Linked DNA regions of Homo sapiens: region 2 is linked to region 1. Evidence: read pairs that join two places in POLR2A ChIA-PET (ENCODE). Cell type or tissue: PC-9. All regions are shown on one strand. Each heading gives the region's core, and the rest is flanking DNA. Links, peaks and the distances in the headings are about the cores only. Region 1 overlaps CMSS1 (cms1 ribosomal small subunit homolog). Region 2 overlaps CMSS1 (cms1 ribosomal small subunit homolog).

Region 1 (16,444 bases), core at 4,722-12,721:
AATTTCTAAGCAGCAAAGTGTTCAAGAGGTGGCCTGGTTGCTTCTAAAAGCCTATGCTCATTTGCATAAGCAGAGATAACTTATATTTAAAAGCAAAGCAGAGTATAAAAGCTTGAAAATTTGCAGCCTGACCATGTGGTAGAAAAGAAAAGCCATTTTCTGGGGAGAAATTCAAGCTCACTGCAGAAGTTTGCACAAGAGGAGCCAAATGTTAATAGCCAAAACAATGGATAAAATGCCTCCAGGGCACTTCAGAGACCTTCGTGGCAGCCCTCCCCAGCCCCACCAAACAGGCCCAGAGGCCTAGGAGGAAAAAAATGGTTTCGTGGGCTAGGCCCTGGGCCCAGCTGCTCTGTGCAGCCTTAGGACATGGCAGCCTAATTCCCAGCTGCCCCAGCTCCAGCTGTGACTAAAAGGGGCCAAGGTACAGCTGAACCATTGCTTCAGAGGGTGCAAGCCCCAAGCCTTGGCAGCTTCCACGTGCTGTTGGGCTTATGGGTGTGCAGAAGGCAAGAGCTGAGGTTTGGGAGCCTCTGCCTCAATTTCAGAGGATGTATGGAAACGCCTGGATGTCCAGGCAGAAGTCTGCTACAGGGGTGAAGCCCTCATGGAGAGCCTCTACTAGGGCAGTGCAGAGGGGAAATGTGGGGTTGGAGACCCTACACAGAGTCCCCACTGGGGCACTGCCTAGTGGAGCTGTGAGAAGAGAGCCATCATCCTCCAGACCCCAGAATGGTAGATCCACTGACAGCTTACACTGTGTACCTGGATATGCTGTAGGCACTCAACACCAGCCTGTGAAAGCAACCATGGGGACTGTACCCTGCAGAGCCACAGGGGCAGAGCTGCCTAAGGCCTTGGGAGCCCACTCCTTGCATCAGAGTGGCCTGGATGTGAGACATGGAGTCAAAGATTATTTTGGAGCTTTAAGATTCAAAGAGTGCCCTGCTGGGTTTCAAACTGGCATGAGGCCTTTAGCTCCTTTGGGCCAGTTTCTCCCACTTGGAATGGGAGCATTTACCCAATGCCTGTACCTCCATTGTATCTTGGAAATGACTAACTTGTTTTTTATTTTACAGGCTCATAGGTGGAAGGAAGTTGCCTTGTCTCAGATCAGACTTTGGAGTTGGACTTTTCAGTTAATGCTGGAATGAGTTAAGACTTTGGGGGACTGTTGAGAAGGCATGATTGTGTTTTGAAATGTGAGAAGAACATGAAATTTGGAAGAGGCCGGGGTGGAATTGACATGGTTTGGCTCTGTGTCTCCACCCGAATCTTATGTTGAATTATAATTCCCAATGTTGGGGGAGGGACCTGGTGGAAGGTGACTGGATCATAGGGACAGATTTTCCCCTTGCTGTTCTGCTGTTCTCATGATAGGGAGTGAGTTCTCACAAGATCTAGTCGTTTAAAAGTGTGTGGCATTTCTCCCTTCACTCTCTTGCTCTCTTGTCGCCATGTGAAGATGTGCTTGCTTCCCCTTCACCTTCTGCCAAGTTTCCTGAGGCCTCTCAGCCATGCCTCCTGTACAGCCTGTGAAACTGTGAGTCAATTAAACCTCTTTTCTTTATAATCTACCCAGTCTCGGGTAGTTCTTTATAGCAATGTGAGAATGGATTAATATACCTGCCACCCTTTTTGCTGGGACCATGCCTCAGAGTTTACAAATCTGCTCCCCATGTACTATCTCCTGGAATCCTCAACAATGCTGTGAGACATTCCCACTTTGAGTTGATAAGATGGGGCTCAGAGAGGCAAGACCTTACGCTTGCCTAAGGTCACCCAGCTGCTCTTTCCTTTCTCCTGCACAGTTACATCAGAAGCCAGTTGGTGACAGAAAAACACGGTCCGCTCAACAAGGATCATACACAAGCCGGTGATACTTTATTATATAAGAGAGTTGTCAAAAGGACAGTTTCATTTCTGTTTCAGAATCCCCACATTCCAGTGATCCATCTGTTGACACAATTAACATAAACTATTTGCTGATATTTACTGAGTGCTTGCAATGTATCAGAGTCATTAAATAAGATGCAACTTCTACTGTGAAAACTGGAATCTTCATTAGGACACAGACTTAGAAAAGGCCCAGTTTCAAGGATTCTGACTTGCACAGACTGAGCACTCCCATTTCCAGAAGTTCGAATACCTCCTTTCTTATCTAAATGAGAGAAAAGGGGGGAAAAAAAGATTAAGATCAAGCCAAAATGGTCTTGGTGAATACATTCAACCATCAGGACTCCCTGATATTTACCCAGCTGTTATGGCCAGAATCAGAGAGTGCAAAAGTCCTAACACACATTTGATTCAGAGTTGAAATTTTTAAAATTATTATTATTATTATTTTGAGACAGAGTCCCATTCTGTTGCCCATGCTGGAGTGCAGTGGCGTGATCTCGGCTAACTGCTATCTCTGCTTCCCAGGTTCAAGTGATTCTCATGCTTCAGCCTTCTGAGTAGCTAGGATTAGAGGTGTGTGCCATGATACCTGGCTAATTTTTGTATTTTTAGTAGAGACAGGGTTTTGCCATGTTGGCCAGTCTGGTCTTGAACTCTTGGCCTCAAGTGATCCACCTGCCTTGGCCTCTCAAAGTGCTGGGATTACTGGTGTGAGTCACTGTGCCTGGCCTATTATTATTATTGTTTTGTAGAGACAGGGTCTTGCTTTGTTGTCCAGGCGGGTCTCGAACTCCTGGCTTCAAGTAATCCTCCCACCTTGGCCTCCCAAAGCACTAGGATTACAGGTGTGCACTGCCATGCCTGGCAGAATTAAAATATTTATATAAATGAAGGAGGAGGTACTATATAAAACATTAGTTTCATTAAAGTGCCCTTTTGTTTGCAGCCATTCAAAATAAAATGCTATACAAAGGTGTTTCAAGGACTCCACAGTGTGCTTTCTGTAAACAAGATTATATACAATAGTTCAGTATAGGATTTTATTGCCTTAGGATAACTGCTGAGAATGACAGCAACAGAATAAAAATAACTATGGGTGACAAGATGTTTTTGGACATTTCTCATTATTAGAATTAGAAACTTAGTAGATTAGTCAAATTTAATATTATAACTGAAATAATCAACTATGGCCTCATGCCTGATATCAAATTTGTTAAACCAGTTTTAAGAAACCAGTCAAGTCAGGGGACAAAATGCACGACTGTGTATGTGTGTGTGCATGTGCGTGTGTGTAACTGAGCAAATTGTTTTTTAACCTGAACTGATGTCTGAAATAACTCACTGATCAATTATAATCAGGTTTGGTCAATCTGGAGATATAGCTTTATGTGATAAATTAATTCATTCAGCATGTTTGGAAGAGTATTTCCAAGCCTCTTTGATAGTTACTGCCATGATTTGTTCTTGGTTAGTGACTGGTAATCATTTTTTTTCCTAACAGCTACTGTGAAGCATCAGGCTAGATTGAAAAATTAGCCCCATAATAGCGTGGTAGGTGGCAAAGTAATTTTTTCACATTATGATGATAATGGATTGTTTTTAAAAATATATAATGAGCTAATACTGTGCCCATAAATGCATTCGGTCATTCAATTCTGATCAACTGAGACATCAAAAAATTTCCCCACCCCATGAACCAAAATATCTTTCTAAATTAAGTAAGTGGGTTCTTGGGAATCCATGTGGAGATGCTGGCAGAGGCAAGTTTGTACCCCTGCTCCCCTAACCCGAGCCAAAAGTGCACATATAAGAATGAAAGATAAAGACGAGTGTGTCTACAAAGAAAGGCACAGGAGAAGTGCAGGTCCTTCAGATCTTCTTGTTTCTCAAAATGGTCCCTAGTGAGGAGAGGCCATTGGTCATTTAAGGAGCAACAGAGCTGATTCCCATGAAACACATGGAAAGGATACAATTATGTGTAAGGGGATGAGGTGGCCTCTATAATTATAGTTAGCTCAGAGTTAAAAAAGATAGAAATCATTTCAAAATCTAACATGTGCTGGCTCCTCATGTCAAAGACTTTATTACTGTGTTTGAACCAAGTTCAAATAGAGAAAAAATGATTAAAGGCAACTGCTGGTTACGTGGTACCTCGGGAATGTCCATCATTCTCCTCAACTTCTGATCTCTCCAGTTCCAGTCAAAAACCAGAAATTTTAAGGGGCTCAAATTAAGGCCACCTGAAAGAGACAGGAAGAGAGTTGCTGTAGTAAAGACCTCATGACATAAGCTTATTAAAATGATTTTTTATTCTCCGGGTTACTTTTTGTCTCATATGTTGTCCTCTCCCCCAGTAACTAATCTCCGCACATTAAGTGCTGCCCTTCCCTGATGGAAAACAAATGCAGCACTCTGAGACTTGCTCTTCTTATCATCTCATCACTCCTCCTGAGGAAAGCAGAGAAACTGCTCTTGCTAAGCTCCTCAAATGCTCACACGCTGGCCAGGCATCCATTTCATGAAGCCCCAGAGGCTATAGTCTCATTCCTGACAGGGATTTGCTAAGTTAAATCCCGCAGTTTGGGGTAGTTGCCTTTCAAAGGAGTTGAGTCCATGGAGTCTGCAGGGCTCTCAGGAGGTGAGTGGGGAGAAAGATGAGGACAGGGTTGGGTGGTTCCTTTTAGGCAGAAAAGGAAGTTGAGATGAATAGGCTCTATTCAGCTATCCTTCGATGAGGTTGGTAAATCACTTAATGACTCCATTCTCTGCTTTCCTGTTTGTCTAGAAGACAATTATGGACTGTGAGGGCTGAAGGGGACCTCAGGGAATGTGTAGTCCTCAGATGTCTCACAGTTGGGCATAGAGTCAGTTCTTGCCTCTGCTCCAAGCTGTTCCACGTCTCTTGTGTTAACAGTACCTGCAGCCTTCCTCTCCTGTGGCACTTCCCCTCAGCTTTTCCCTGTAGTATTTAAATATTTTCCTCTTTGCCCCTAATACTTGTTCATGCTTTTTATAATTCAAATGCCTGTTATTAAAAACTCTCTGCAAAATTAAAATAAAAATAGTGAACTGGAAAAGACAATGAGTTGATCATCAGTCTTCCCTTAATATAACTGCTCTCAGGAAAGCAAATAGGTACAGCCTCTCTGGAATGAAACTGAGCATAATATTATAACAGCTTCAAAATGCTTTTATTTGATCTCAAATTCCTGACCTCAAGTGATCTGCCCATCTCAGCATCCCAAAGTGCCGGGATTATAGGCATGAGCCACGGTGCCCAGCCAAAATGCTTTTATTTGATAAAATAAATTTCCTTCTATGACATATCCCAGTGAAGCATCAGAAACATAAACATAGCTACTTGCAAAAATGATCATTGCCACATTATTTATAATAGCAACAATTTAGAAACAACCCAAAGTCTACCATAATAGAATTGCAAAAAAATAAATTTACAATAGAATATTGTAAATAGTGTAGCTATACAAATGAAAAATTAAACGTGCTTCATGACAAGGAAGGTAAGTCCTCATGAGATATAGCAAGTGAAAAAGGTAGGTTATAAAGTTATGAGATGCAGTATAATCAATCTCTGTTGTATAAAAATAAACATACAAATTGTATAGAAAAAAGACTCAAAGGAAATACATTCATTATTAACAAGAGATTGCTTCTAAAGTGACTTGTTTTCTTCTCTGTACATTTTTGCATTTTCAAAGGCTCCTATAGTCAGAAAATCCCCTTCATTACTAAATTAAAACAACACAATTGCCTGTAATTGTATACATCCCAATGTCATGGGATATCTTTCAATGTCTGAAAACTCTCCTTATATATCAAACGTATAAACATCTTATTAAGTCATAAACAGCTACATATATGCTATTGGTGTCACTCTGTTAGATTTTTCACTTTTAGGGTGCTGGGACTATTCTCTTTAAACACTTTGTATGTAGGCAAATACCTGTGGTTAATGAATATGAAACCATTCATCCAATTAGAATCAGATGTAAAAATTATTTTCATTAATATTTTTTTAAAAATCGCCCTTTAAATGATTTTTCCATATGAAATAAGCCTTCATATTGAGGTCTCACAACTCTGTAGAGATCTGATTTCAATAGTCTGGATAGCTTTGCTTTTTCTCTTCCTCTCTTTCTTTTAAATACAGAGAAGAGTAATCCTGTTGCATGGGGTGGGGGCTGGGGAAGTCTGGTGACACACAAAAAAATCTGGATTCCAGGAGGGGCTGGTGGTGAATCTTTAGCTAAAAGCTGTTAGGGAGGCAGGAACCAACCTGAGAGTCCATCCTTAGCTTCTGATACCCAGCCAATTACTCCCAAATCTGTGTCTCATAGAAGGCCTTGGTGCCTCTCATCTGTTCCTTAACTTTCAAATGCCATAGGATGTCCACAAGACAAAAATCCAAACTCCTCAGCTTACTGTTCAAGGACTTTCCTCAAATTTCTTTCCAGTTACATCAGCTGCTACTAGAGCCCACGAAGTTTCCAAGCAAGAAAGTTGGTCTCTTTAATAAATAACTAATATTTGTTAAGTGTTTAGGGTGTGACACTTACTGTGCTGAGCTCTTTATTGGCATTTTGTTTTTATAACAAACCTCTAAGTAGCTACTATTACTATCCCTGTTGTTCGCACAAAGAAACAGGCTGAGAAGGGTTAAGTAACTTGCCAAGGTCACAGAGCTGGTAAGTTGCTAGACCTGGGATTTGAATCTGGAGGTCTGAGTCCATCACAGGGGCTCTTAACTGCAACATTGTTTTACCTCCTCATCAATTCCTTGTGATATACCATGTGCATGTGCCTGCTTTCTGAGAATCTCACTGGGCTGTTCTCCCATTCATGAATGCTTCCTCTGACCCTCCCGGCCTATTTCAATCCTCCCCACACTTCAAAGATCAGTTAAAGACCCTGCCCTGCAGATTCAGGCCAGCATAACTATCTCTTTCTCATTTCAACTCTTGTAGGACTTAGAAGTGCTCATTTGGCTCTTGGCATTTACTGCCTCATGCTATCGATCTCAGTCTATGTACACTTAGTTCTTCAGCTGGATCAGGAGCTCCTTGAGGGGAAAAGGCTCTAGAACCAGGAGAGCCTAGACTGACAGACCTTGGGGAGGGTGACTTAACCCTCTGAGCTTCAGTTCTCTCTCATAAAAAATAAAAAGGCTAGCCTGTAAGGATGCTGTGAGTGCTAAATGAGGTAACATATGTAAGGGTGTCAAGCGTAGCGCTGCGTACAAGTAGGAACTCGAAAGTGTTGTTTCCCTTCCTTGTCAGGGGCAGCCAAATTTGTTAGTTGTTGGTATTTGTACAAAACTCTGCATATAGTGGGTTCAACTAACCCTGGATGATTTTCATCTGGAGAGAAACAACAGTAGTTTTAGCTTTTGTTGCTCCCTGGCAAATGACCATCTCTATAATGAGTTACTACACTGATGAACACATTACTTTTAGATATATAAAATAATCTGAGAATAGCTCCAGACAGTTATTTAAAAAAAAAGCTCTATTATATAATACATAAGTAATTTGGAAATAAGTATTGAAAAGAAATCATTCAATCTGCCTGGTAGGTAGAAGAGGTAATAAGATAATTGGCAGGTTAGCAGGTTCTTAGGCTACTGGCTTTGAGAAAGTTGGCAAACTATAAAAACCCACCAGTGGATGTTGTCTAGAATACTTTCTGTAAAGCACTAAAAGAGAAACACATTTGGGAAGAACTATTATGGAATGCCTGCATTACATTCATGGAAACTACGTTTTTTGTTTTAGTATGTTTTATATACCAGCCCTCAAAATGGGAGTCTCCCCAAGACTCAGTGGAGTGACAGGGAACTGCTCAACTCAAGCAGTGGCTGCACACTGGTGGAATGAAGGCTATGTGGAACCACTAACCTGCTTATAGCAGCTGGAATTTGACTCTGTTTAGGTGGGCACACGTACTTCAGTTTGCCACAGTCCTTATCATTCCCTATTGTGCTATACTTGCTGGTTGGTTTCAGAGATTAAAGGCTGAGTTTCCAATTCCTGAATTAACACAGAGGTCTGGTTTTTGTATATCCTGAATTTAGTTTCTGAGACTCACATGTAGGTAAGGCAAACTCCCAGCCCTGGGCAAGAGTATCACTGCCCTCTTGTCATACCTTGTTTAACAAGTTCTTTAATTCTCCCCGGAGTTCCTACACCCAGGTGCACCACACGCTTCTCCAGCAACTTTACCTGCGCCTGGACCTGTTCCAAGATGAAAGAGAAGAAAGAAAAGGAAGTCATTAAGAAAGTGCTATCTTACACCAATTTAGAACATTTTATCTCAAAGTTAAGAAAGTGAAATACAAATGGAGCTACCCTTGTGTAGGGTCGACTTCCAGGGCAGAGATGAGCATATCCCTAGAAAACTGGTAATCTTCAAGGAATCAAAGGGTCAAGCCTCAGGTTCTATACAGGGACAGAGCATGGCAGTAGCGACTGCCATACTGGGGAGGTAGGTATGCAGAAGCATAGAATTTAAAAAACCAGAAAAGTTGTTAAATGTTACATAAGGAAGGAACTCAATAAAATATGTGCTAAGGAGATTAGGAGAAGAGGTTGAAAGGAAAAAAGCTGAGGTCTGGGAGAGGCCTTTAGGGATCACACAGGCCCTTGCTTACCTTTATGTGCTTTGCAAATAATTTTATAACTTTGCCGTCTCCTCTGAATGCTGTCATCGACCTAATGAAAAGAAGCAGGTGAATGCTTAAGAAAACCAACTCATTCTAGGCCACGATGACTACTTAAGTATTATGTCTTGCTTTATTCAAAGGATGTGTGCATACGTGTGTATATATGTGCATATGTACATACAAATTCTGAGATTTGCAGGTTAGCCAATCTTTGCAATGAGAGTGGGGTGGCCTTTTATTCAGGCACATATCTGGGTTGGCTTTACACTGCCATACACAAGGTCAACCTTACTTAGGCTTCCTTGATTACTGAAACACATGACCTGCCTTTCATTTGTAATACAGAATTCCTGTATTTCAGGTCCCTGGCAGAAAATTCATCTTCCAACTATGCAGTGCAGTTCTCATACAAAATTTGGTTGCAAAAGATATCTTGGAGCGGTGATGTCAGCTCGTTCTCTGTGGAGCCAAGGGCATCTACAAAGGTCTGCCTGTGGTGGCCATGAGGGAAGCCAGGAGATGAGCTTGAAAGGGGGAAGAGGGGGGGCTTCTATCCTTCTATCACAGCTGTCCTTTCTTATCTACTTTGTAGACTAAATTCCTCTATAAAATTTTATAGGTGGAAATGAAGCTTCAGCCAAAAAGCAGGAAAAGAAGGAAGGAAGGAAGGGAAAGAGGAAGCAAAGAAGGAAGGAAAAAAAGTAAGAAGAAACCACTGACACAAAGGACTGGCTGAATTAAAGCTATGAGGGCAGGGGGTTATTGTAAATGAGGTGATCTGGGAAGCAGGGGTGAAGACTGAGGGGCACTTGAGAGTGATGCCCCCCGTAAAGGGGTCAACTAGTGCTCAGCTTTGCCAGTTATGATGATGTGAGACTATGGGCCTAAGACTCTCTGATTTTTAGAGAAGCCAGAAATCTAGATTTTTATATGTGCAATCTGATTTTAAATATGGGCAAGTCACTCACAAATTTTTTAGGTGCCAAACACTTGTAGGGTAAACTTAGCCTTTGAGTTGTCACTTTACAGTCTCTGGCTTACACCAGTAGGACAGGCAGTCCATTTAGTTTCTAGGTAGTCAAGAAGCTAGATCTATCTACAACAATCCAGACCACCAGCTCTGAGGGCTGAGACGGCGCTGGTGCACCTGCCGTGCCTGCCTTTCTACCTCTACTTTGGCATCAGGTCCTCAGCTGGCACCAACAGCTGCTCTATAAACAGCCACATAACATTATCTGTCCAGGGTTTTTGTTGTACAGATGATACTGAGAATGCTGCTGTCACTATGTCACAGAGGGGAAAACTATTTCTCAGGGAACTCTTTTTTTTTCTTCTTAAACCCACAGAATGTCATCAATCTGGCAACTGATAATGTTTCCCAACAGATCCTGGCTGTTGGAAAGTGCAGGCCCCCAGTTGGGGCCACCTTTGCAACTGCACAGGGATTTATCGATGTGATTTTCAGCACCATTTCTAGCTCGCTTCACCTAATTTTCTGTTCTTTATTTTTTCCTTGCTTCTATTTTCACAACCTGTTTCTCATTTGTTCAATGTATTTCTATATATCATCTATATTTGAGGACAGACCTAACATGGGTTTTCTACTTTCCTTCATATATCATTATTATATTTTGAGAAATATTGACCTGTAAAAACATATGAGTTTGCAAAATAGTGAATCATGCTATACAAGTTCTGTTGCCTCAAGTTTTTACTTACACATAAGCTTTCTCCATGGCAAGGTTAACCAGGAAGACAATTTAAAATAAGTCATGGCTCTCAATAGAACAGATGTTCTTATAAAAGTTAGAATTATTAAATATTAGTCTTTATGAATAGGGCTTGTTGTGCCTACTCAGAAATCACCTTTTGTAAATCACCTAACCTTGAAATGGATCATAGTATTACTGGGGACACAAAAAAATACTGCAAATTGGTAAATGAAGTGTGACAACACAGTACTTTTATGCCCTCAGTAAGGAATTTATGTATAACAAAAGTTCAAATCAATTTGATAGCTTTATTTTAAGAGTCCACCTCCAGGCCACACTCTTTGCCCTTAGCATCTGAATGTGAAATGAGGTAGTTTTTAAAGCACTGAAAAGTCAGTGTGAATTCCCATGATTTCAGGACCGGCAAGTACAGCTGCCCGGAAGCAGTTGGAATCTTCAAGATAATTATGTTTAGAGCAGAAAAAATGGAAAGAAACACAAGTGTTTCACTGGGAGATTATATGCTACAATTTAATGTGTGTGCATAATGTGATACAATTTAATGTGTGTCTCCACTTCAGTGGAGAAAGGAGGGTTTGAAGGACTATTTCAGTTTAACAACTACTTTTCTAAATTCATGATTAGATTAGTTCATTTAGAAAAAACAGATGTAAATAACTATTGAATATCTAGATTTGCACCTTAGTCTATTTGACCAAGTTCCTCTTTCTTCAGGACTTGGATTTTCCTTTGTTTTGTCTCCTGTCAAAGCCTGGCCCAGAGCCAGGCTCTCAGAGAGAGCTGGTCCTAGCAAATCCCATCTGACTCTCACGGCTCTTCTCTGAAAGCTGAATATTACCACTGACCAGTGGAAGCCTTTTTGTTTATTCTACAAAAACAATAGTAAATGAAAACGTATGTGCAAGCCCTTAGTAAAGCACTGACAAATTATCTTTAAAACATAATCTTTACCTTTAAGTTTTTATTCCATTTGGAATTTATCTTGTTATAAGTGAGATATGAATCCAACTTTATTTTTCCAGATGGCTACTCAGTTGTTCCAACACCACTTATTAAACAATCCGTCTTTCCCTACTGATTTCTGATTTGTCACCTTAGGCATATGCTACATTTTCATATGCATTTGGGTCTGATCCTGAACTTTCAATTCTGTTCCACTCATCTGATCTGTCATGCATGTGCCAGTTCCATACTGTTAATTATTTTATTGAGACTTCAGAGTGCGTGTGTGTGTGTGTGTATATATATGTGTATATATATATGTGTGTGTGTGTATATATATATATATATAATTTGTAATCTCTAGGAATATAATCCTCTCATTAGTATTCTTTTTCAGAATTTCTTTGCCTATTTTTAGTTGTATATTATCCCATAAGAATTCAGAACTAGTTTATCCAGTTAAAAAAAAAAACAACACAATTCTATTGGAGTTTTACTAGGAATGTGTGAAATCTGAAGGCTACCCTGAGTAAAACAGACATCCTTACAATATTGAGTTTTCCTGTTCAAGAATATGGTATACATTTTTGATTGTCCAAGTTTTCTGCATCCCTTAGATGATGTTGTCTGTACATAAGTTTTGGTAAGTATATTCCATGGTATTCTATCTTTTCTTTTTATAATGGAGATGGGGTCTTATTATGTTGCCCAGGCTGGTCTCAAGCTCCAGGGCTCAAGAGTTCTCCCACCTCAGCCTCCCAAAGTGATAGGATTATAGGCACAATCTGCTGTGCCCGGCTTCTGTCTTTTCTTGTTACTATTTTAAGTCAGATCTTTTCTTCTAACTGGTTGTTTGGGGTATGATCTGGCTTTTACCCTTGCTCTCTATAATGTGTGCTCTCCACACAGCAGCCAAAGTGAACCTTTAAAATGATGATTCAGATCAAGTAAGTCCTCAAAATCCTATAATGGCATCCTATCTTGGGGTCTTTTGTGCTTACTCTCCCCTCTACCTGGAATGCTTTTCTTCCAGATAGCTGCTGGGCTTTCTTCTTCACTTTGTTCAAGTCTCTGATCAAATTGTCATCTCCTTAGAGAAGCTTTCTGTGACCACCCTTTTAAAAGTAGTCCTGATCTACTTATATCCCTTTGCCATGCTTTATTTTTTCCTTACATAACTTATCAATGTACTTGACGTTATAATGTATCTTCATTTGTTTATTATCTGTCTCCCCCACTGAAATATAAATTCCATGAGGGCAGGGACTCTGTTTTGTTTATTGCTACATCTCCAGCACATAGAACATAATAGCTTGGCATATATCAGTTATTCAGAAAACATTTATGATATGGAATAGGTGAACCTTCCAACCTAATGAGCTCCAGGGCTCGGACGGCCGAGCTGCAGATGATCAGCATCAGGACCGATTTCTTCTCACTGTGGTTCTTCCTAAGTTTTACCCACTTAGGACAAACTGGAAAAAAGAACAGAAAACAATTATTTGAAATATGGCAAAACAGGGCACACCTCCCAAGTTGAGCATTTCTTCTTTGTTGAGTATTTAAACAAAACAAAATATAGTAAGCATGGTTCATTATAATTACAATTGTAATTCAATTTTCTGGTTATTGTAAATATTAGATTAAAATAAAGTATCATTAATTTGTAACACAAAACAAACATACCAAGTCCCTAAATGTGACTAATTTTAAAATTAAGTAAAAAAATTTGGAATATTACATTTTTGATATTTTAATTTAGGTTTGATACTTGAAGACAATGTTGATTAAATAGGAAACAAATGCTGATTCAATCATGTTAAATTTTAAAGGGACATTCAACATAAGATATAAAATGGAACAAACATTTAAAAACAGCAAACATTTACTAAATACTGACATGGTGCTAAGCACTTTACATACATTTTCTTTTTAGTTCTCATAATCTAGTGAGTTTGATTCTATTATTACCTAGATTTACATTTTCTGAATTTGAAGCTGAGAAAGGTTTATGAACTCAAGTTGAGTGTCATCAGAATTGCTTGTAGTTTGAAAGAAGAATGGAAACTCCCTATATCTAAACTATTTCATTGCTGGCCATGAATAAATGAACAGTTGATATGAATAATTTAATTACTGCTGGCTACATATAATACATATTGAAGGGCCAGACACAGTAGCTCATGCCTGTAATCTCAGCACTTTGGGAGGCTGAGTGGGGAGGATCTCTTGAGCCCAGGAGTTTGAGACCAGCCTGGGCAACATAGAAAGACCCTGTCTCTACCAAAAATAATTAAAAAAAAAAAATTAGCTGCTTGTGGTGGCACACAACTATAGTCCCAGCTGCTTGGGAGGCTGAGACAGGAGGATCGCTAGAGCCCAGGAGGTTGAGGCTCCACTGAGCTGTGACCAGACCCACTGCACTCCAGCCTGGGAGATGGAGTGAGACCCTGTCCCTCTCCAGCCTCCCAAAAAATAAATTTTGAAAAGATAAAATTAGATTGACTTCACAATAGCCATGGTCTGAGTGGTAAACATGCAAACAGAATTTCAGAATCTCACAGATGGAACACATATCACATAGTCCATCTTCCTTATTTTTCAGATAGGAAATTAAGTCCAGGGGAGTACTCAGTGACTCGTCTCAGGTCAAACAGCAAATTGGTGGGGGACCTGGGACTAGAACACCATTCTCTGGATTCCTAGAGCAATAATGGCCTAATGTGTTATAAAACAAAAACGAGACCAAAACCTAAATTCCCAAAACCAGAGCAAAATAAGAATGAGTTTAAATAGATTAAAATCAGAGTTTACTTACTTTCTTTTAGGTATGAGGAAAGACTGTGAGTCAAATCATTGGCCTTGAGGAAACAGGAGTCTAGAAATATAATAAACATGCTTTGTAGATAATTTTGTAAACACACACACAATCAAAACAGATTATATGTGAGTTATGAGTGATGTATAAGGTTGTAAAATATTAGTGAATTGGGGGCCCATTTTATATCTTAAAGTGTTGCCTATATTTAAAATAACAGCAGCAGCAACAAGTAAACTTTTAACCTGTCACGGAGCTGCCCATAATTTCTTAGAGCAGTGAAATAGGAGCTTCTTACATCACTCAGCAGATTTATGAAGCAACTTTATTTTCCAAATCCATAAAATAGGGACTACACAAATGCAAAATGAAGTGGCTAACAAATCTATGTAAACATGTTGAAACTCACTAGTTATCAGAGAAGTGCAAGTTAATATAATGAGCATACTTTACACACTCATTAGAATGGCAACTATTAGCAATATGTATAATACCAAGTGTTGTTGAGAATGCAAGTTGATGGAAACTCTTGTGAACTGTAAGTGGAAGTATAAACTGGTATAGATATTCTGGAAAGTAATAATATTAATATGTATATACCCTATAATTCTATCATTTCAATTCAAGGTAAATAATAGAAAGAAATTCTTGCATGGTCTATTAAGGTACACACACAAGGATATTCATCCTGACATTATTTGTGATAGCAGGGTGCTTGAAGCAACCTAGGTGTCCATATCTGGGGAAATGGATGAGTATATGTGGTAGATGGAAACGCTGGAATATTATGTGGCATTTAGAAGCAATGAACTAGATATGCATAAAATTACTTAGTCATATCTGGAAAAAGTGTCAAGTGAAGAAAGAAACAGAACGAAAGCATTAGCACAAAGCCATTTTAGATACATTTTAATATGTATATACATACACAGGATGACATATTTTATAAGAATATATATATATTTTTAAAAATTCCTATCATATGAAAATAGAGTTTGGATTAGGGAAGAATGAGAATAATGTCTCAAAATACAACACAACATAACAATACAATAAAAAACAATATAACACATTAAAATAAAACAGGGGCTGGACTGATCAAAATGAAATTTATGTTGTGACCCAGCACATATAACTCATTAAGTGAGTAATTCAAAGCTGTTTTCTCCTATATTGTTGTGGAGCCTTTGGTGGTCTTTATAATGTCCCAAGCCTGGATATGATCAGACTCACCTGGAGAACTGAAGATACAGATTTCTGGGATGAAGTCTCTTTTGCATAGTGAATTAGAATCTCTTGGGGGTGGGCCTGGGAATCTGATTTTTAAGAAGTTCCTGGGTGATTCGGTTGCAACTAGCCTATAGGCAATTAGGAATCACTAATCTAAATCACACTGCAGCTCTCAGGAGACAGCAGAGAAGTTAATTAGCTCCGGGTGACTCCAACCTTGAAATCCTAATTAAGTGCCCATGTGTATGACATTAACAATGTACAGTGCACAATATTAATTGAAAAGACATGTTCCTGCCCTACAGACACAAACAACCTCAAATCAAAACCAAGTCAGAGGCTCGACAAACTAAATAGGAACAGTATGTTATTATTTATATCTACCTTATATGTGTATATATAAGGGGATTTATGTCCCTCCTTGAGCCTATTCCAAATAACCCACTGTATCTCCTTCCCCACATCTAGCTTAGATCTATTCTCTGTCCTTGGTCTCATCAGTGTAGTGACCAGGGCCTGTTCTCTCAAACCTTCCTCTGATGTCTCAGTTTATTGTGTCTTAAATGGCCTAATTTTTTTAACTAAAAATAAAAACCTGTCCTTTTTGGTTATAACGTTATTTCAAACATATTTTCCTTCCTCCCCAAACCATGACCACACATTCTTGCCTAACTATATTACTGAACTCTAATAAAACAATAATACCAAACAAATTCACTATGGAACTCAAATGACTCCTTAAAAGTTTCTTCTGAGCTTTGACTCTCTCTAACTCCAGAGAGGAGCAAGGTTTACGATGTTCCATGAGGTTACAGAACAGCAGTGGTCCCACTGCTCACAAATCCTTCCTAAGTTCAAGTTGCTCTAACAAAGAACTAGAATGGAAAACTGACCATTGAGTCACAGTAAAAATTAAACTTCAGTTAAAGCTTCAAAAGTGGTTTTGTTAGAATAGTTCCTGTGATAGTGCAGTCAGGACATAGTTTTCACAGCAGAGGCCGTGGTGTGCTGAGAAGAGTGGATTATAACTGCTATTGGAACTGTCTGGGCTTAGTAAGTCTAAAAGTCCAGATCCTGCTCATGTGCAAATGCACTCCTTCAATTCCCTAAAGGGTAATCTCCTTGGAAAACAGACAGGGCACT
Region 2 (16,444 bases), core at 4,646-12,645, 310 kb after region 1:
TACACTAATTCCTAGCAGATTATCACCAACACTTATCAGCCTTTGCACATCCCTCCTTTTTTTAAAAAAAAAAAAAGACTTGAGATTCTCCTTGACCTTCATCTGCACTAACATCGTCTCTGCCTGGGAAAGCTGGGCAAACAAAAATGGGAAGGCTTACCAAGGAAAGTCCCTGGTTTCTTTTTCAGATATGAGAAACACTCCCTCTTCATGCTTGTTCTCTGAGATGCTTTAGCAGATTAAGATAGGACAGCAGCAGTTTTAATTCTGAGCCCAAGAACGAGAACACATTAGCAGTATTCTTTTTCCAGTCTGACCGTCCTCACATTTCTATGCTCTACTGGCTCCAAAATATGATAAATTGTTAAGTATAGAATTTTTTTTAAACAAGCTTGGGGAATGATGTGTTTGTGGGGGCAGGCAGGGGAGCAGTAGGGAGGTAAGTAGAGGAGTAGATAGGTAAGTGTATGATTGGGACAGACAGGATGCAGACATACCTCAACTCCTTGTGTCTGTTTATGATAACTACTTATTCTAGCCTAAAGGAGTTATTATCAGCAAAAGAAAGCATACATTACATCAGAACAGCAAACATTCAACTATGAATTTGAGAAGTACCTTGATAAGGTACTTGACTATATGGAAAATGGGATACCCCAGGCCCCACAGTCACACACACACACACACACACACACACACACACACACACACACACACACACACAGTCCTGGCACAGAATATCCACAGAATTTTACAGCTGGAAGGGGCAATGGAGGTCATCTGATCCAAATGCCTCACTTTACAGAAGAAACTGATGTCCACAGTGTGACTTGCCCCAGAGACACAGCTATGCAGAGGTAGGGCCAGGGCCCCCTGCATTCTTGGGCTACAGCTCACCAGTAGTTTTTCCTTAATTAGTGCTAGGAAGAGAGGAGAACAGAAGCCCCAGAAAAAGCCTCAGTACTGTAGGTGTTAATTTAGATATAAAATCCATTAAAAAAAGAAAGTAGAAAGGTTCAAAGTTCTTAAGTATAAGCAATAAAAAAGCAAAGGATAAGGAAGCATTGTGAAAATCAATACAATTTAATCAGGCTACAACAACAGAAGGGAGGTGATAAAGGGAGGAAAGAGAAAATAAAAAATAAGTGTATTTAAAGGTCCTCCGGCTGGCAAATCCCACTCTCTACTTGGAAGGTGAGAGGTGCCCTGGAAAGACTGTGTACTCTGTGGTCAAAGACATTTGGGTCTGAACCACTAACTTGACAAATGACCTTCTATTAGTATCTTCCAGCTAAGCATTTTGCACTCCTCAGACGTCCGCAGCTAGCAGGATCCCTTTCAAAATTCAAAGTGACTCAATGCCTTCAAAACAACCTCCCCCAAAACTGCAGAGGAAGTCACCTATGAAGGCTACAAGCTCCTGGTGGTACTTACCCTGCTTTATTTTCCTTCAAACTGTGCACTGTGATGTGACATTAAATTACTCATTAATGATTTATTTGCTTATTATCTGTCTCTTGGACTATAAACTCCTTCAGGGTCAGTTTTACAACCAGCTTTACCTCCAGTGCCTAGGAAAGTACCGAGGTACAATTAGTAGGTGTGTTGCTGGGACAGAAAAGGTGTTGGATAAATATATGAACAAATTACAACCTAGAAGCTGCTTATTTGATACAAAAAAAAAGTGTTTCTGCAAACAGTGGGCTGTGGAGGGCCCCTTCTTCTAGATTTTGTTTAGGAGCTGAAAACAAATCTCAGCCACTACTTAAAGCAACCATATGGAAGTGACTTACAGAAACCAGTTAGGCTCAGGTTAAGTCAAGGCAGTGAACTTAACTAGAAACCAAGTTAGGCTCAGCTTAAGTCAAGGCAGTGAAATCTGCTTTGTATGGCAGTGTATGTTATATAGGCAGACTAAGTCAGATGCTTTTCTGCCCATCTTCATCTACCTCAGTTTAATTCCCTCCCCAATAAAATGAGACTTTGTATACCTGGTGAAGGAGTATCAGGTGAGTCACCCGGGGGCATGGAATGGCCTTCAAGCAAAATATGGAAGAACACAGTGCAGTGGTTAATGAAGGGTGGACTCCTCTGAATTTCTCTAATCTCTGTGCCTCAGGTGAAGGCCTGGAAGATGCACTTACGGGGCACAAATGGCTTATCTTTGCCATGCAGCAGACTGCCTTTTCCCAAGCATGTACTTCATTCCAAAGTTTCTGTGGGTAAACCAGTGTATCTCCCAGATTTTACAGAAGAGTGATTTTTCTTTAATTTCAAAGTTACTCCAATGTCAACCTGTGAAGCTAGCCTAGGGCTTATAATTCTCCTCAGCAGTAGCAAACATTTACTGAGCTAAGCACAAGGCATGAAAACAGGCCCAGCAACTAAGTTCACCACACACCATACCATGTCACTAACCCAGCTATAGCTACTAGCATGGACTGGTACCACATTAATGACAAGGACTAAGATCACTAGCAGCTCTTGGACAACAACTTCAATTATGGTCCCATCCCTGCTCTATTTTAATTGACTGGTAATGCAATGAAGGTAGGAGAGATCAGCTACACATAAAAACTAAGTAAAGATAAACAATGTGGGAGAATGCTTATAAAAACTTCAACAGAATATAGTCAATGGCCAACCTTGCTGAATAGTGACACTGAATTGACAGGGATAAATGTTAGTGTCTCAACGGTGAGACTAAAAGAGTAAGAATAATGGGTGGATAAATCAGAGTTCTACTCTTCTTAGCTCTGCCATCCATTTACTGGGTGAGCCTCCTGTTCCCTTGGTTTCTACAAATTACAAAAAGGGAACAATGTCATCCACCCCAAGTATTTCTCAGTACTCAATAAAGATTGAATAATGAGCAATAACCCTCATGGGAACTCTGATCAAGTAGAGAAGAGACAATATAAAAATAAAAGCTACTGATTATATCACTACAGAGACAAATTAGCTAAAGAAAATGAGGGTAATTTGAGGGAAAGAGTCCACATGTAAATGGAGAAAAGATGAACACAGCTGTAGCACTTGGGCCTGTGAGAGCTCCAAATCACTGTATCTAAAGCAGCCTCAAGGCTGAGGTCAGTCCTCTAAGATGGGCTGCCCTGACAGAAGCAAATCTGCCAGATTTATTGTGTCTCATGGCCCACCAGTCCTGGAACAAAAGTTTAAAGGTGAAATATGTTTTTCTCTTTCTTTTTAAAATGCTTTTTTATGTGAATCAAAACAAAAACAAATCTCTGAGCAGAGATCATAAGTGGAATGTAAAACATCACATTTGGGCTCGCAAGACTTAAGTGTCTGCCTGTTAAATTTGAAGAAAAGGAAGGAGTTGCCTGGTCCAGGAGCCTAGAGAGAACATGAGAAAGTTGCTGGTTTCTTGCTGAAGACAAACACCCATTCAGTGAGATATTGTGGAAGTCCCTTAGTCTTAACTTGTTAGTCTGTTAATTGGGAATGGCAGAAGAAGTGAATTACTCTGTGGAATTTTGTGAAAATGAATCCACTGCTGCTAAAAGGAAAATTATCTACTTTTCAAACACTCATATTATTAAAATAAATACATTATGTTTGAAGTCGCATATTATTCTTGAGGCTTTCAAATAAAAGTGAGAGTAACTTTGCCAAGTGATTTGGGGCTCCACTAATCTCCCCCCAAATTCTGCCCCATAAAATTCTTTTTACAGTTCAATAAAATTCATTAGGCTGAACACAGATGCAAAGAATCACAGGCAAAGTTAAGATTCTCTGGCCAATTTTCCCCATCTGGACTTTAATTAAATTTGTCTCCAAGTGAATTCTTCTCTTCACTAAATGGTTCTCCTTCCAGAAGTGACAAGAACAAGAGGAACAAAACTCTACTTGTCCTTCTTCCATTCTAATAACAAGTCATTCTGAGAACTTTAGGTACCACTCAGCCTAAGGGATGGTTATACTCCCCTAGGAAGTGGTTCTTTTTACCTCTCTATCATTTGGTCAAGTATGCACAGAGTTCAACCCATATGAGGGATACAGAGGTATTATTCCTTTAAGGAGCTTACAGTTGGCTTAACGGCAAAAGTAATATACTAAAACAAATTAGAAAGCAGTACAAAATAATGTAGAATATTTAGGTAATAAAGCTGTAAGGGCTGTGGGGACTTAGAAAAGGAAAATCAGCCAGGGTTAGACAAGTTAAGAAACATTCATGGAAAAGATGGGAACTGAAATGTAAATGGAGATGACTGAATGCAGCATTCCAAAAAAGATGGCAGACTTATTCTTCAGAAGTCTATTATGAAAGGAGAACCTGAGGTTAAAAGACAAATAAGGCTTGTGCCAAGATCAGAGCACCCAAACTGTAAGTTTAAAAACCCATTATTTGGCCTTCAGAACAACCTGGACTTATGCAGAAAGGAAGGCAGCTTAAAGTAACATCACTTCTTAACCTGAAGCTTAAACGTGATGAAGCAGTTGGCACAGTGCCAAACCTATAGCAGCTACTGTTACTCTTCTGGTTATGCTAGTCTATCCATAGGGATGATGCTCCTTCATCATCTGGTGCTGCTGGGCTGACATATAGGGGGCTGTCTCAGGCCAAAGAGGAGGTCCTTTGTAGGATGCAGTCATGAAGAATTCCTGTTCTCAGACACCCAGCTGTGAAGTGGAGTAAAGGATTAAGCTTGTTGAAGATCTGTCTCTAGCGTGCCTAACCTTAGCCACTCTGTAAGGAGAGGTTACCCTTTACCTTGATTTCCCTGCTACAAGGCAGTCCCTCCTGTGAGAAACCCACAAGAACTTTCCTAAAAATGTCTTACTCATCTGAAGTAAGAAACAACTTCCTGAGCAGGTAAAGGACCGAAGAGAGCTGGTGACTGCAAAAGGCTTAAAAGCTAGTTTGGAATCTCCCTGTTTTACCATGCACCCACAAAAAACAAATCTGTAAGACAAATCTTTACAACCTGGGCTAAATGGCTTATATCAGATCCTAGCCACAAACAATAAAGAGTCTCTTTTGAAATTAACAGTCTAAATACTTTTTGCCTAGGTGTTAATTTTTCAGTTTAATTGTACTTTGAATTTAGTATAACATTTTAAGTACTTATTTGCTTTTACAGCATACTTACAACTTGTGAACTACAACAGACTCAAATAAATCTGAATCCCATGGAATTCCAATTACGGTTTTCCATTCTTTTGAACCATTGAGACTTGATGAGCCATAAAATCTCTTGACATGTGAATTTGTATACAGTGTTATATAGGAAAGAAGGGAGGAAAGGACTCTAAAGATTGTTGGGAGTATTTATTTTGTGGAACTGAGATTTGAGATTGCCAAAGGCTTTGTAGACCTTAGAGACAAAATTGCACTGCTCTTCCCATGTTGCAGCTAAGGTGACAAGCAGATGAGGTAAGGTCAGATAGTTAAGTCACTAGCAGATTTTGGTCCAACATTTCCTGTCCATCAGATATGTGGCTTTTCAATTGTTTAATACCTGGGGTTCTGCTTTCTTTGTTTTTAGCTGTGAATTAGTAAACTTTAAAAAGCGATGAATAGTGAAGCCAGAGCTTTTTTCAAAAACCTTTTTTTCAGCTACTAAAACCTGAGATAGTTTGCCTTCTCTTAAAATTCAAATCACAAGGTAAGATATGGTCAGGGCAAAAATGGATGGTATTCAAATAGCACATACATGAGGTATACTATAGCCATTTCTTTAACTGCCACAAACAGAACATTTCTCACATAGATAAACTAAATGGGTGAAACTCCTGCTCAGGGACAGTATAAGCAGCAGACCCAGGGCCAAGAGAAGTGGGGTACAGTCATTGCTCTCACCTCTAGCAGATATGCTGTTGACCACTGTCATATTTTGATGGAATTACTCCTTGCTATGCAAGCTTAATATCCTCTAGAACATGTTCATCTTAAAAGAACCCAACTTACAGGAAAGGAAGTATGATCAGACTGTTTATGCATTTTCTGTCTTCTCAGTATTCAGAAGTTGCTGAAAAGGAAAACATAACCCAAATGCTCTGGACTTACAGTCAAGGGAAAATTAAACAAGGCTCAGATAACCAAAATAATTTTAATTTGTACAAAGCATGCAAGAGGACAAGCAAAACACAGACCACAAGAAAAATGGTCATTCATGTTCCAGCAGATTACAGAATAAAACTTTTCCACCTGTCTGTAATTAGAGATGGCATATGGCCCAAACTCTCACTTTGCAAAAATCATGGAAAAGATATAAACCAATCATCCTCAGGAACTAGGAAGAGTGGGTAAAGGTAGAAGTAGGATGCTCACTGTGGCTCATGATTTAATTGTTTACTCAGCAGGAAGCCAAGCCACACATTAACCCTCATCCTCTAACTGCCTGAACCTCTAAGTACTCTTAAATGTATTAAATTTCCCTATTTTCCTTGCTCCTTGTTTACTGATTTATGACAGCTAAAATCGAGGACCCAAAAAAGTCCTCTAAGGATCAAAATGTTTCACATTTTATACTCTTCAGGCTGCTATCCATCCTGTTTCTATGGCAAACTGTGACTTCAGTAGTCACAGTAAAACATAGGCATCTGTTGTTGTGGTTTCTAAATTTCTGAAGTTTGAATTTCCCACTAACAAGTTAGGAAACGTTTGGTTTCCCAAGCATACCACTTTAGCCACTGCCTCTGTGTAGGCAGCCAGACTACAAGGAGGTGAAAACCAGTGAACTTATCCATTCTGGTACGTGACTGGCCCCTGCTTTGGCTTTTTATTAAATGTGGTGAACTGAACAACAATTAAGGTAAGAAAGCCACATAAAAAAGGAAAGCCTTTAAAAAAAAAAACACAGGCTTAAAAAAAGTTTTAACTTTTTGCTCAGAATAAGTTCTGGAAAAGGATACATGCTTTCTACAAAGGAGAGAATAAAGGAGAGAATAAAGGAAAGAAAAGCAGCCCAACGAAGAGTAGAGGTTAAGAGAAGGAATCATATTAAATCCTCCAAAATGCCCACGTGCAATATCTAAGTGAAAATAACCTGTGACCTGGGAAGAGAAAAAAGGGACTAATGGAGGTTAAAAACAAAATTTAACAGCTACATTGGAATGATTTTCTAAAGAACCATTCCTGGATTCTTTAATCTGCTAAAATACAAAAGGATCATTGAAATATAAATGGATTGTGAGCAATAAAAAAACATATAAATATTCTTAATAAGATAAAATACATACACACATATTTCTAAGGATATATATATATATATTTATTATTATGCCCTTGAAGTCTGTCAGAGAAATGGCTGCCTGTTAAAAATATTTTCCAAGAACTTTAGGTTCCTTGAAATGTTCTATGGAAATGGTATTTATGACAAACCCACCACCTCTGGGGAACATGAGATGTTATTACTGGCAAAGTCACAATTTTTTAAACCATCCAAAAATAATTATGAATTTATGCCAAATGACGAAACTTGCTATATTATTATAATGACTAAGAGAATATTTGCTAATGTCTCAAGATCAAGGCTCAAAGTAGCCATGAACCTATAGGAAATACTGTGACACAACACTGAATTGCTAGTGGTGGTGATTTGGGATCTTTGACAGGCAGAATATTACAGCACACAAATTCACTGGAGAGGATGGCTCATGAGATATAATATATGAGATAGGAAGTGTGGATGTATGTAATGGGGTGAGAAACAGGATTTGGAGTAAAAACTACACTGGCATTCTGGCTCTGCCAATTACTCACCAGGACCTGTGGCAAATTAACTTTTTTGAGCCTCAGTTCTTATTTGTAAAATAAGAAGACGGTAATACCTGCCTCCTATGACTGTTTGCAGGACTAACACGGTACATGGCATATAAAAATTGTTCAACTAGCTGTTATTCCTAGACTATAGAGAGGAGGGCCTACTATATGTCTATTGCTTAGTTATACCCATGCTTTCAAATATGGTACCTATTTCAAAAATAGAAGAGGTATTTGTTCAAATATTTATTGAATACCAATTAAGTACCAGGTACTGTTCCCTACCAGAAATATAGTATTAAACAAAATAGACCAATGATTGACTAATCATTGAATGAGATGCGTGTGTGCGCACATACACACACACCATTACCTGCATGTAGTTTACATTCTAGTAGGAGAGACAGTAATCAATAAATACATAAAATATAGTATGCCAGATGGTACTAATGAGGTGAGGGGGAATCCAGTGGTTCCTGGGGAGACAGCGAGCACAAAAGCACACCATGCCGTGTTCTGTTTGAGGAATAGCAAAGAAGCTGGTGAGTGGGCAGAGGAGCAGAGTGAGCAAAGAGGAGAACAGTAGAAGGGGTCAGGGAGCCAAGTGGGTGGAGCAGAAAGCATGGGAATGAACAAATGAACACCAAAAACATGGTATGGGATAAGAGGAAACTCTTCTGAGGTCAACATTTTTTGTCTGGGGTTTCCGGCATGTAGCCTGGTTGTTAGGTAGAAAGAACACAGACTTCGCAGCCAGTGAATTTTTATTCTGGTCTGTTACCTGTACTGTTTGGAAAATTATTTAACCTCTGTAAATTTTAGTTTTTTGGTTTCTCCTCCATCTGCAAAATGAGAATAATAATACTTAGCTCATACAGTTGCTATAAGTATTAAGTGAGATCTAGTGGCACAGAGTAGACCTTCAATATGCTTGTTTCCTTCTCTTTATAAGCCAAGTCTCACACTCTAGTACCAGTTCCAGGGCCACCATAATGATGGCCTTGCATAGTATTAATCTGCCTGGGCCTCAGTTTTTCAACTAAGAAAATAAATGCATGTGCTCTACACAGACATTATAAAGATAGATATACAACACTCAAGCTGTTGTTATAAGTCAAATAATCTTACTGTTACAATCTATCTTAATAATTTCAAAACAGCAAAAGTATATGTCTTCCATACCTCCTACATATTAATTCCATTAAAAATAGATCCTACAAAGTTTAATTTCTTTAGCATGAAGTTGTAAAGATGTATTTAGCAACCATGTTTATTTTTATTCCCTTTTCCTGCTCCTGCTTAAGAACACTGATCCAATGGAAAGATCTCCAAGAAATGTTTGGCTGCAAAAAACAAGATGCTGAGGAACAGTGTTTGTAAGCTACTTTTGTGTAAAAAGGGGAGAGCATAAGAATCTTTATTTATGTTTGCTTATGTACTCATAAAGAAACTCTACAAGTACATAAGAGAAACTAGTATCAGTGGTTACAGTTGGGGAGATGAACGATGTGGTAAGAGGAAGACTGTTCCTAGTATACGTTTTAATACACACATTTTGAAATATGTGTCAAATATTTAGGAATACTAATTTAATCTAAAAATCCATAATTGAAATTTAAAGAGTTAAAAGTACACAAAATAGACTGAAAAATTAATTATCCAACAATATGAAAACCCCAAATGACCTATTTCTCAGACAACTAGGGTATCTTTCAATCTGCTGCTTTGTATTTTCTTCTGAAGAGTCAAAAAAATTATAAAATATCCTTAATAGTCTACTTGACATTTTTGACTATGGAAACCAAGCCCAGGAATAGTATATACAGTGTACTAACCCAGTCAACCCACCCAGACTTTGAGTCCCCACGTACAGGAGTCCCCAACCCCAGGGCCGAAGACCAGTACCAGTTTGAGGCCTATTACCGGGTCACATAGCAGGAGGTGAGCAGCGGGATGAGGCAGCATTACTGCCTGAACTCTGCCTCCTGTTAGATCAGCAGCAGCATTAGGTTCTCATAGGAGTGTGAACCCTATTGTGAACTGTGCAGGTGAGGGATCTAGGTTGCATGCTCCTTATGAGAATCTAATGCCTGATGATCCGAGTGGGACAGTTTCATCCCAAAACCATCCACCACCACCACCCTCTCCCATGTCCATGGAAAAACTGTCTTTGACAAAACTGGTCCCTGGTGCCAAAAAGGTTGGGGACCGCTGCCTAAGTAGACCAAGTCTATGAGTATCTAAACCCAGCAGACAAAGTACACATTCACATCCAAAAAATGAAGAGCAGGAGTAAGATGAGCAGAGCATCAGTGAGGCTTTGGGAAGGTCAACTATTAGCATCCATTTTGATATGCTGGCATTTCATTGGATATTGGACATTCACAGCATCATTCTCTTCCAGGAAGGGAGAAGAGCTGTGGAGTAGATCTGTGAGCAAAAGAGAAATGGAAGACAGTGGCTGATCCCAAATACATTTGAGTAGCAGATAATTAAGAAGAGTTATACAGGCCAGAGACAACGAACACAAAGAATCTAACAGTCTACCCAAAAATTATGCCCTAAAACAGTGACTTCTCAACCAGACTCAATTTCTCTGCAATGTCTGGAGACATTCAGTAGTTGTCTGGAGACATTCAGTAGTTGTCACAACTGAGCTGGAGGTACTGTGTTGCTCCTGGCATTTAGTAGGTAGAGATCAGGGATGCTGCTAAACACCCTACAGTGTACAGGACAGCCCCTACAACAAAGAATTAACCAAAATGTCAACAATGCTAAGGCTGAGAAACTCTGACCTAAAATGACAATCATTATGACTAACCATGTGCATAGCTGAAAAGATCCATGAAAAGCCTTAAAATAGATCGCAATAAACATTATGTAGTCATATCTTTCATTCCAATGTGATTTGTGCTATTCTTCCCCCAGCTGACCCCTACTTTAGGTCAGCTCATTGTGACTGACGTTGTCTCACTGTGTTGTCTCACTGTCCTACTTTTTTTTCCAATATGCCAAGCAAGTAGCACTTATTTTTATTTGATTTGATTTTTTAAATGAAAATTAAAACTATATTTAGGGCCTATAACATGATGTTTTTATATATCTAGATATTGTGGAATGGCTAAATCAAGCTAATTAGCGTATTTGTTACCTTACATACTTATCATTTTTTTGTGGTGAGAACATCTAAAACCTACTCTTTTAGTACTCACCATCCTACTTCTAATGAGAACGGACATGTATTGTGCCAGGCACTATGATAAGGACTTTTTGTATGGATTGTTTTTTATTAATCTTCAGAACAACCCTATTGTGAGGGAGGCTCTAATATTATCCCCATTCTACAGATGAAGAAAATGAGACTTGTAGGGAGGTTAAATTGCTTGCTCAAGTCACACTAGACAGAAGTTGGAAAGCCGGGATTCAGCTGCAAAAACTGAACTCCAGAGTCTGAATTTCTCGCTCTGCACTGCCCTGCCCTGCCTCTCATAGTTTTCCACTGTCTCGTTCCTATTGGTGCTTCGGTACTAGAGAGTGTACATGCTGTCAGTCATTCCACCTGCCCTCTGCCACCTGCACTGTTTACTGCAATCTCTTGCTGGGGGTAATAGGGAACAGGCAGTAGGGAAGACATTATCCCTGTCTTAAAGAAGGCTACCTTGGGCAAACAGACAAGATACAGAAGAACGCAGATCACAGAGAGTACAAAATCAACTGCAGAGAGTGGGAGGAAGGAATGGAGACAATGATAAACAATGAAAGCATTAGGAACCTGAGGACAAGCCCAGGAGGAGCACCATCACAATGCTAGGTGTAAAGGCAGCTCTGTATGCCATGAACTAGGAGGCACTTTCAGGAATACACACACATCTGTGATAATACAAGGCATCACATGCTGAGTGGCTTTTTGGATACTTCTCCCTAGAGGGACAGGGCAGCCAGGGGAAGGCATCATGGCTGTGGAAGGCCCAGGTAGGCTTTGGAGGATTAAGGGGACATCTACCTGAAACTGTTAGTCTGACAAAGACCTAAAGTCTTAATCTGTTGGAAGACAGGTAATTTTTTTTGGGAGGGCGGGGGTGTATTAACAATCAAAATGGAAAGTATGGAAAAGAGGAAACTTTGATTTAAGGGATCTTTTCTAAATAATCAAGAACCCCAATTCAGAGTGGTGGTGGGAGCAGGGGGTGGGGGAGGAAAACAAAAAGAAAAGTGAGAAAAATGAGTAGACTCTCTAGCACAGCAGTGTATTCACAGTAATTAACTTTTTAAAAGCTCCTTCTTGATAGATGTCATCTGAGTAAACGGCATAAAGAAAACTTCATTTGAGTAGGTATTTTTAATAAGAAAAATTAAAAGAGTGATAGGAGAGGCACAATATTCACGGTATTAAATGAACATCCATTGTCCAAAGGTTCTTACTAGAAAGCTCCCTAACAATACAGTACTGCAGAAGTCAAAACACATTATTTAGGCAGTAATTATCCTGGTACAAATTTACATGTGCTGTACTTGTTGTCACTCCCCTGTCAGTTCCAGTTTCTTCTTCCAGGTCTAGCCTGAGCATCTTTTCAAGTCTCCACCTGGCCCTTTCATAGCAGCATGGACAGTGTCTTTTCTAGCCCAGAATCATGGGCACCTCCTTTGTTCTCAAGATGAAAATATTCTCCTTGTAGCTGCCTAACTACCCAAGTTCTGTGCCTGTGGACCCTCAGACTGGCCTTTTACTTGTTCTGGAACCTCACCTTTCAGAGACCCTTTTTCTCAGTTACTTTGCTCCTTTTTCTGCTCTTAAAAGAGTGAGATTTGCCTCAATTCCAGTCCTTGTGCTCAATTTGAGGATTTCAGTACCGCTTTTTAGAATCCTGATTCTCTGCTAAAAGCTACCAAGCTCCTTATAATTAATGGGTCATTTGACTATTTCCATCTTATTTCACTTCTCCTGACCTCTGGGGGGCCTAGTAAGATTAATCGTTCAGGTGATGAAGAGTAATGACTAACAGTATACCATTTTTACCATATATTCCTCTGACACCAAGCTAAAGCCTCCTTCTTAACTTCCTGCCCTAATTCTTATTTCACAATGAAGGAAAATAGTATTAACCCAAATTGCTGGGTCTGGACCCATTTATGGTATCTCTAAAGGATCTCAGTGATGATGACAGGATCTTCAGTAACAAGGACATAAAGCAGACATAGATGTACACTCATATTCAACTAGCAGATGCCAAAAAAAGTGTTACTGTTCTACTGATCTTGCTGACTAAGTCAAATGAATTGTACATTACATTATGGCTATGGTATGCTGTAGCTGTAATTTTTAGAAAACCTTTGACTTGTGAAATACAAGGAAGCAGCATACACAGAATAAAAAAGACGGGTCACAGCTATTTTTATGAGTGCTCTTAAAATTTAGACTAAACAGTGAAAAGTCCCATAGAAAAAGCAGGGAGGAAAGCAAGGAAACATAAATTATAGGCCTGATACCAAAATTTATCTCAAATAAAGAAGCTTTCCAATAAATTCCATGTAATTACTCTGCAAACTGCTAGAAATCCATGGTTATTTAACCATGAACACAGCTACTATCAACGCAACACAGTTAAAATTATGTATTAGACAAGAATTGCTAAAAGATAAAATGGGATATAATCATAATCAGGCTATCAAAGTCTAGCTGTGAGAGCAGATATAAAAATAAATAAAGGAGTGTGATGTATGCAGTTTTCTGCTTAGTAATCAACATATTAAATCAGGAAGAAAAAGTAATGTATTAAACTAGCTCTGGAATAATGAGAACAAATACAGGAATTTAAGCCCATCAAAATGAAGTTACATACTTAGGACTAGGGTGACTGTTACACTGTTTCAAACATCTTAAGACCAAACAAGCTTTGGTATCATCATACTATTTGGTTGTTACTGGGAGAATACTGTAAGTATGATCAGACTGATCTGTGCAAGAATACAGGCAGGTTTTGGGGAAAAAAGAACTGACAAATAGCAAGTACAGTGCCTTGCACATAGTAGCTGTCACTGTATTTGTCTCATCAAGGTCTGAAATGAATTAAATGTCAGCTGAACTGCATAGCACTATGGATGGACCCATTTATAAAAACCAGGCAACTTAGTGGTTTCCATACTCTTATTTCAAATTGGAGTTTCAAACAAAACACAATGTCTTATGAAAACAGTTTTGTCATTTAGGACTTTTCTGTGGACTGGGAGAGAACATTTGAAGGCAGAGAATCTCCCATCTATGTTTGACGGTTAGCAAGTGACTGGCTTTATTAATGATGGAAACATCAAAGCAGTGACTAAGCCAGTGAATTGGGGGACTTCATCAGGATGAAGCAAAAGGCTGACAGAAGAAGCACAAGGTGACAGCCCAAACCAGACGCTTTTCCAGAGAAAGACAAATTTGCCACTGATGTTTCAACTGTCTATCCTCTGGAGTAATGGTTCTTAAAGTGTGGCCCCCTTTGAGAGTGAAGAAGATATCTTCATAATAACACAACCTTTTTCTCTCTCATTCTCTCAGAAGTGTATATGGAGTTTTCCAGAGGCTCCATGACGTGTGATGATTTCTCTGACAGCTAATGGAATGTGTGAAACAGATCTGAGGATACAGCTGTCTTCAATTAAGCCAGACATTAGTTGCAGAAATGTAAAACAATGCAACTCTTCTCACTAAATAATTTTGTAAAAGTATTTTTTCATAAAAATATGTTATTTAGCAGATGATGGATTTATTATTATTTATTATTTTTAACAAATGATTTTTTTTAAATTTTATTTTTGAGACAGAGTCTTGCTGTGTCGCCCAGGCTGGAGTGCAGTGGTGTGATCTCAGCTCATTGCAACCTCTGCCTCACGGGTTCAAGCAATTCTCCTGCCTCAGCCTCCCAAGTAGCTGGGACCACAGGCACGTGCCACCATGCCCAGCTAATTTTTTGTATTTTTAGTGGAGACAGGGTTTCACCATGTTAGCCAGGATGGTCTCGATCTCCTCACCTCATGATCCGCCTGCCTCAGCCTCCCAAAGTGCTGGGATTATAGGTGTGAGCCACTGCATCTGGCACTAATGAGTATTTTTAAAATCTTAGTTTGAATTTCTAATACAGTAAAGAGATAGATACAGCCCATACACTCAAAAGCTCTTTAGGGTCCTCAAAATTTTTTGAGTGTAAAGGGGTCATGAGACCTAAAAGGTTACGAACTACTGCTCTGGAGCCTTTACTGAATTGTGCTGGAACTATCTCCTTTTTCTTTCCTAATTAGCCTATAAACACTTTGAGAATAGGATCCTCTATCCCCTGTTCATCTCAGGATAGCCTTAGTACTAATGATTGTCTTTGTTGTTTGTATATTAAATGAATAAAAGTCTTGCCATATTCATAACATCAGAAACATTAAATTCAAGATTTACATAGTGAACATAGTGAAAAATAGGTTTCCTTAAAGAGACAGATGAGAAGCTAAGCTGACTCTGAAGTTATTCTCTATTTACAGGCTGATTTCTGAAACTAATAGAAACAATACAGTACCATTAATGGCTTGTGGAATTCGTTTTATTGCTTGATGATCACCCTAAGTTTATTTCTATGGACCAAGCATCTGAAAAACTGCAAAACAATCTGTGAAAACAGAAACATAATTGATGTTTTAGGGTGGTCAGATTATAGATATTTCCTTTCCACTGTCACTGCTGTTGATACAATGTTGCTTATGTAATAAACAAACATATTTGTCCAGTAGATCTCTGGACTCTGAGGAAAACATAAAATAGTCACTCCTTTGTTAGCAGAGTTGATAAAGCCAAAGGAGACTGATGGGCTAGGATGTGGACGTTTACCACCTAACCCTGTTCTCCTCAAACAAGCAAGCACATACAGTTCTAATGCAGGGATCTGAAGAAAGGAGAGAAGGACCTGTTCCAACAGTGTTGATTCTTTCTAGAGGCTCTGTAGCTATGAAATAGAGAAAATAATGTTCTTGGAGAACACTGATGGGAAACCCACTCATACCTCATTTTCTTAAATGCCTAAAAACATGTACATGGTAAATATTAGAGCATCCTCTTAAATAGTGAATAAAACTACTTAGGACAGTGCTACAGTATTTTTCACAAAAGGGAGTATTTGTTCATTCTTTCATTTATTCAAAAAAAATTCATGTGGTTCCCTCTACATATAAGTGCTTTGTGGTAGACACTGTAGGACACAGAAATGAATCAGACAGTGATACTCATCCTGTTCTCAAGAAGTCTGTATTTTAGTAGGGTTGACTGTAATGTACAAAAAATAAGATAAAATCAAAAGCGGTAAGAATTATAATATAAGTTATTATGGGTATGACTGGTATTATAGCATTTAGATATACCATGTGTTTCATATGTGTATTATATGATGCATTATTACTAATACTCAGTGTCTCACAGAGGAGATAAAATATAGGCACACATCTGTGCTGACATATATTATATGTGTCTGCAAATAAAAACTGAAAAAACCCTCTGAGTGTATCATTTGTAATGAAGAACCAGAATTATGGTTAGTACCAAAGAATACTGAAGATGACAGATGTGATGTTTTTGAAAAAATAAGGAACTGGTATTGTACATAATAATAGTGATAAACCACAGTAAGTTATAACAATTCTGAGCCATAGTAGAAACTCTAACGGAAAGCTGTAATAAGATACTGCTTTAAGCCA

The links. ChIA-PET counts read pairs that join two places held together with the same protein. Peaks named below come from ENCODE experiments on the same cell type or tissue, not always from the same donor. Only the 100,000 strongest peaks of a DNase experiment are listed, where the experiment ranks them.
Region 2: POLR2A ChIA-PET joins it to region 1 with 5 read pairs; 3 of 35 experiments call an interaction of 5 or more read pairs at or near these places.

What each region holds. Positions count from the first base shown.
Region 1 is chr3:100,164,022-100,180,465 of GRCh38, reverse strand. It overlaps CMSS1 (cms1 ribosomal small subunit homolog), which reads right to left. Exons shown (of 10, transcript NM_032359.4): 5 at 14,072-14,131; 6 at 12,626-12,728; 7 at 8,567-8,627; 8 at 8,063-8,150; 9 at 4,051-4,139; 10 at 1-2,161. The coding sequence ends at 2,078. Among named protein-coding and RNA genes, the nearest start is that of FILIP1L, 58 kb to the right of the region's middle. In PC-9, for the core only: no CTCF peak of the experiment used is centred there; a DNase peak (open chromatin) is centred at 8,965.
Region 2 is chr3:99,856,550-99,872,993 of GRCh38, reverse strand. All of the region lies in intron 1 of CMSS1 (cms1 ribosomal small subunit homolog), which reads right to left. All of the region lies in intron 4 of FILIP1L (filamin A interacting protein 1 like), which reads left to right. All of the region lies in intron 1 of LOC105374010 (a long non-coding RNA gene), which reads right to left. Among named protein-coding and RNA genes, the nearest start is that of HP09053, 41 kb to the right of the region's middle. RefSeq lists a silencer at 4,555-4,849. In PC-9, for the core only: no CTCF peak of the experiment used is centred there; a DNase peak (open chromatin) is centred at 10,563; H3K27ac peaks cover 2,689 bases.